Regions from separate parts of the Homo sapiens genome. Here region 1 is linked to region 2. Evidence: chromatin loops called from intact Hi-C (ENCODE). Cell type or tissue: A673. All regions are shown on one strand. Links, peaks and the distances in the headings refer to the core of each region. The heading gives the core; the rest is flanking DNA. Region 1 overlaps C10orf90 (chromosome 10 open reading frame 90). Region 2 overlaps ADAM12 (ADAM metallopeptidase domain 12).

Evidence for each region. A loop is a pair of places that touch in the nucleus more often than their neighbours do. Peaks named below come from ENCODE experiments on the same cell type or tissue, not always from the same donor. Only the 100,000 strongest peaks of a DNase experiment are listed, where the experiment ranks them.
Region 1: a loop joins it to region 2, with 4 times the contacts of the local background. A loop is called at or near these places in 2 of 110 quality-filtered maps.

The regions. Positions count from the first base shown.
Region 1 is chr10:126,503,000-126,505,912 of GRCh38, forward strand. It overlaps C10orf90 (chromosome 10 open reading frame 90), which reads right to left. Exons shown (of 10, transcript NM_001350921.2): 4 at 958-2,086. LOC105378549 (a long non-coding RNA gene) reads left to right here. Exons shown (of 3, transcript XR_001747637.3): 3 at 107-186. Among named protein-coding and RNA genes, the nearest start is that of LINC00601, 83 kb to the left of the region's middle. In A673, for the core only: CTCF peaks have their summits at 1,305 and 1,506; a DNase peak (open chromatin) is centred at 1,292.
Region 2 is chr10:126,133,950-126,136,862 of GRCh38, forward strand. ADAM12 (ADAM metallopeptidase domain 12) reads right to left here. Exons shown (of 23, transcript NM_001288973.2): 5 at 1,635-1,711. Among named protein-coding and RNA genes, the nearest start is that of FANK1-AS1, 160 kb to the left of the region's middle. RefSeq lists an enhancer at 1,229-2,428. In A673, for the core only: a CTCF peak has its summit at 1,408 (motif pointing right); DNase peaks (open chromatin) are centred at 1,442 and 2,102; H3K27ac peaks cover 1,293 bases.

The DNA.
Region 1 (2,913 bases), core at 167-2,666, 370 kb after region 2:
TTTATTAATAAAGCTTTAATGAATAAAAGTTGTACCGTAAAATTATGATGCATATCCTGCATTTTCAATTGTATACTAATATCTTTAAATACTTTTTTCCAAATAGAAAGTAATTCATAAACCAGAGCCTCTTGCAGAAAGCAAAGTTGAAAATCAGAAGTTTACACAGAGAAAGAAAGAAATCTGGCCTCTTTCTTCCAAAAAATGCCTGCTTTCCTCTTTTGATTTCCCAAGAAAGGTGCAGAGTCCTCAGGGCAACCCATCCTGGGAATTCTTCCCGGCCCTGGAAATGGCAGAAACAGCAACAAATCCTGGTCAAGATGCCCCAGAAGACAAAACCAGGGGGACAGAAAATTGCTGCTGCTGCTGCTACTACTATTTGGCACAGAGAGTCCCTGACTTGCCTAATTTAGAAAATGTCCTATAATTATTATACACGCACACACGCACACATTCACATACACACATTCACACTTACACGCTCCATTATGAAGCTTTGCAGTCTAGCTTTTATATCAATGAGGCTAACTTGAAAAGTAGAAAGTACAGAAATCTGGACACTTCCAAACACGCAGATGTTTGGCGAGAGAGATGAAACATCTGGGGGCGAATGGCATTTCATTCTTCTCACCCTCTTTTGGAACGCAATTTGGGCATGTTGTAAATTAACTTCCTTTGGAGGCCCTCATTTCCTTCTCATTACATATGGTCTGGAACTATTGGGAACAAGAATTTGACAGAAGGCCTCTTACAATCTACAAAAGTCTCAACTAAAAAAATCTATCCAATCAGACATCGATGCCGAGCTATCAGTTGTCAACTATGAGCAGAGCAGATCACTGCAAGTCTACTGAGAAATGCCTCTTAGAATAAGTTTTGTATAAGAAATTCACTCAACAGTCACCTTGCTAGGACATTTACTCAGGTCACCCTCCTGCAGATGGACGCACCACTCACCTGCCCTGTAACTCCAGCCAGGAATGTGAATGGACAGTTGGTTGGCATGATCGCTGGCGTGACAATGAGTTGTATGGTCCTTTTCCCCTTTTCTTACAGTGACTTGGTTAGCTCCCACATTTGCCAATTCTGTGTTTTCCAATGGAAAAGAACCACTCCAAGGACAAGCGCCGGTCCCCAAATGCACCCGCCTCAACGATGGGGTTTCCTTCAAGTGACTTTCTTGTAAACCTGGGTTCCAGCGCTGGCCTACGAGGTCCTGGTCTCCCTCCAGGAGCTCCTGCTTCAGGGCTTCGCTTATTGGCTCTCTGTTCACTAGGCCATCTACTCCATCTGCTGTTAATCTGTGGGAACTACAATTGAGGTTGAGCGACAGGACGGATCTGTGCATTTTGGGGCTGGCAATTTGAGGTGGCTCAATGGGGACGGAGAGAGACTTGTCTACGTAATAGATTGAATCTGGACACTGCTGAGACACCCTGAGGTGGACACAGGAACTGAACACCAGCGGGCTCTTTCCTGACAGTGGGGTGTCTGGAGAAAAACTGGTCTCTTTGTCGTCTGCATGGGTGACCCAGTACTTGCGTCTCTCACACAACCCAGTGTGGGCCTCGGGAACCTTCAGCCGCACCACGGAGCTGTTTCTGGAGAACTCTGTGCAGGCAAAAGATCTCTGATGCCGACCTGGATGGGCGCCATTGGCCAGAGCCGGGGGCGCCTGGAACAGTGTGTCCTCAGCCCTGCACTTGGGGCACAGAGAGTCCCCAGCAGTCCCCCACACCAGGGCGCGGGCTGGGGGGCCCACGCGTCTGGCCGTGATGGTGATGGATGCAAACCCTCTGCGGGGGCCCCCACAGGGTCTCTCCTCTTTGGGCGGCAGCTCTGCCTCAGGTCCTCGCTCATCTGACGGTGCCGGGATTCCTAATCTGCCCGGAAGTAACGCAAATGCTCTGTGAATGTTGACTCCGCTGCGGTTAGCCAGAGATTGCTTGGCGTGATGTGCACGAGACTGAGCAATGGCACACGGTAGGGGCAAGGAGGCCCTGTTTTCTCTTGACTTATTCTCATCAATCATCTGGGAGATGACTATGGATGAAATCATTTTTGTGTTTTGTGATGCCAGGGTCTCCTGCAAATAGAAAAAGATCCCGATTATTCAAGCAGTCTATTGAAATATAGACAGTAAACTCTCTTTCAAGGGCCACCAGGATGCCAGAGCACTGGGTTCATAACACTCAGATGTCTTGTCCAAGGCTTTTTACTGCACACCTGATGCTCAGAGATGGCAGGAAGGGCAGGAAAACTAGATGTTTATGACAAGTTACACGTTCTGGAAACATTGGCCTGAGTCATGAATTGGTTTTCTCTGCTGGGCATCTATTCTTAATTTATCTAATGATGTGTCAACGGGGATCATCTAATTCGATAACCACCTCCGCCAAGCCCAGGAACCCCTGAATACAGGCTCATATCCTCAATGGAGAGGAAAGACAGAATTCTGGAGGTGGCTGGAACTTGGGGCCACAGGTTTATGTGGGAGATTAGTCAGTAGTCCTGAAAGGAAACAGCAACGGTGGTTACCAGGAGCCCCCTCCCTACCTTGGTCCTTTGGAGTCCTCCACATTTGCCGGTTTAGACTCTAATTCAGTTGCTCCCTGCTGCTTGGCATCATGGAAGTCAAGGTCCAGAGAGCAAAACAATAGAAATCAAATGCCCAGCTGGGCATGGTGGCTCACACTTGTAATCCCAGCACTTTGGGAGGCTGAGATGGGCGGATCACCTGAGGTCGTGAGTTTGAGACCAGCCTGACCAACATGGAGAAACCCCGTCTCCACTAAAAATACAGAATTAGCCAGGCATGGTGGCACATGCCTGTAATCCCAGCTACTCGGGAGGCTGAGGCAGGAGAATCGCTTGAACTCAGGAGGCGGAAGTTGTGGTGAGCCAAGATTGTGC
Region 2 (2,913 bases), core at 318-2,817:
ATGATCCTTGACATCATGTATCTTACTCTATGTCCATTGTCTGTTCCTTCCACTAGGAAGTGCTCCAGGAAGAATGCATTTTGTTCAGTGCCGTGCCCCCAGAACCTAGAACAGAACTGGCAATGAGGAAGCACTCAAGGAATGTTTTCTGAACGAATGAATAACTGAAGAGAAGCAAATTCAAACCACAAGGCACCTCCTTCACTTTTCAGAGTAGCAGACATCTTAAAGTTCAATTGTGTTGCATAAATAGGACATAAAAATGCTTTTAAAAAAATGCAGGTATGCAGAAATGTGTGTGTGCATGCAAATGTGTGTGTTCACTCAATGATTTGGGTCTGTGTCTGCTAACTTGGAGAGACAGACAGGGTTGGGTGACAAAAGAAAGCCGTAGAATGATGTATATGATGTGACTCTATGTTTGTAAAAATAAACAAATACACACCCCAATCTCTGACTATGTGTTTACATGCACAAGGGATGAGAAAGCTGGGAGGGGAATTCCCAGCTTGCATTTTTATCTGAGTGGGACTGGAACGGGATGAACGAGGAAGAGGAATAGCTTTGTGTACTTATTTTTAGTTACATGAAAGGACCAACGCTGGTAAATACTTAGAGATAAATCAGATGTATTGAGCAATGGGGAACATGTGAGCAAATAGAACTCTCATTCTCTGCTGGCTGGAGTAGAAGTGAGGGCAGCAAAGAATAAACTGGTAGGTGTGTGGTTGTTGTGTGTGTCACATGCATATTCTCATCCTCCATGATCCCACACAGAACCTGCAAAGACGTCACAGGAACTGCTGATGCGCAGAATGTGATTCTGCTTTTTAACTCAAGCAGGTATATCCTTCCAGGGCCTTCTCTCTCTTCCCTCCCATGGAATCATGCTTTGGTGCCTTGGGCCAAAGTTACCCAGGACTCTGAGGTTACAAACATTTAGTTCACAAATTCGATAAGCAAATCCAGTAAAAAGGCTGAAACAGCTGGAAATTTATCAAACAAAATGATTTTCCTGGGGAGCACATAAGGGCCACCTGATGGCCAATAACTGTGATGTGGAAGGAAGCGGGCTGTGAGTAACACCTGGGGTTGACTTGTCTAGCATGGGAAGGTAATTGTTTCCTGCATCATGCCCGTAGCATAGTAGCAAACCCCCTACCAATCCATGCCTCTATTCAACTCACCTTGGTTGTTGCTAAATTAGTTTCCTTACTTTGTTTCCTAATGAGAGGAGGCCCTTTAAGATTTACATTAAGCCAGCAGCTTCAACATTGGTATGTAATGTTCTATCTTTTAGCACTGGGAATTATAAAGCATCAGAGCCACATAAATGGAAAATAATTCACAAAATGCTTGGATGTAGAAACTCAACCAGTTCAGTCGCTTTTACCCCACCAGGCCTGAGGATGGCACTGTAAGAGGGGGCATGAACATGAGGCTAAGATCCTGGGTGGCCATGCTCTTGTAAGCAGTGGAGAGAGGGCCTCCGTGTTCTCTTGCCTAGGTGGAGGTGTAGCTGAGCTGGGAGCCCCCATCACTCACTCTCAGTGCTTTAGCACGAGCAGGAAAAGACAGAGGTTGCCTGCAGTAGATGGCTGAAGACTAGAGCCGCCATGGTCATGGCCACTTACCTGAGACCAGAACACGTGCTGAGACTGACTGCTGAATCAGAATATCCCCGTACATGTCCATGGTAGTAACAGTGACCCTAAAGGGGAGGAGGAGAGAATCCCATTTCAGTTATAACACATTTTTGCCCACTTATAATAAATCAACTGCCTCTTGTTTTTAACTATAGAATTTTCCATTGCATAAAATATTGTTCTACAGTCTTAATATTTAATGCAAAGCCCAACATGACCCAGCCAGGGTCTATGTCGGGAATATCTGATTTACTTACAGATTACCAACAGCGGTTTTTAAATGAACCCTAGTTTCACTCTTGTCTCTCTGGCACCCTACAGGAAAGCCCTGATACAGAACGTTTTACAAAATCCAGCAGCAAAACAAATCACATTGACATCGCCATTTTACCCTCATGTAAATTGTCTTTTGTAATGAGATGAAGAACTGTAGGGGGTATTTAAGCACACTGTGAAATGTAATAAAACAAGGCCTAAATCTGTGGCTTATGAAAACGGGAAAGCAGATGAGAGGAAGTGGGGGTGAAGAAGGAAGGAGGGGACCTCACTGAATTACCCAATTGAGAGCTGAAAGTCTATCTCGGCAGGAAAGAAAAATAGGAAGGTCTTCTAAGTCTAAGACAAAAGTTCCCGTGTGTCATGCCTGCAATATTCTATTCTTTGATAATGTCACAGCTTACAAAAAGAAACCACAGCACAGACACTTCCTTAGTGAAGACAGATATCAGTCCGGAATCAAGGTTAATTTTATCATCGAGCAAAGGTTATGCTGCAGCCCCAATTAAGTGGCAGACTGGCAAGAAGTGGCTGAGTATACTCAGTACTCCTCACTCAGATCCTCTGGACGCCAGCTGGGTGCAGGTCTCTGCAGAGAAAGGTACATGCATCTTCTCAGGGTTTCCTCTGAGAAGCTCCTCTTTTGAGCAGCTCAGGTGTTAGTCTGTCTCCACTGCACCCTCCTTAGCACACAGCTCCTTCACACACGACAACAGTCATGCACTTTGTCCAGCGCAGAGCTTGGTGTCCAGTCATTCTGCCCAACAAAACCCACCTTGACTTTGCTAAGAAAAAGCACCAGATGCAATTGAGTCATGAAGAAAACCAGACACCACCATGGGAAAGGGGCTAAGATGATCTCTTGGTCTCAACGTAGATGACAAAATTCTCAGATCATCTAAAAGGCGATGAAAGGAGGGTGATAGGGTTAAGGGGTTGCAGGGACATTTATTATTCTGTTGAGCTTTTTCATATTAATTTTAGAAGTTCT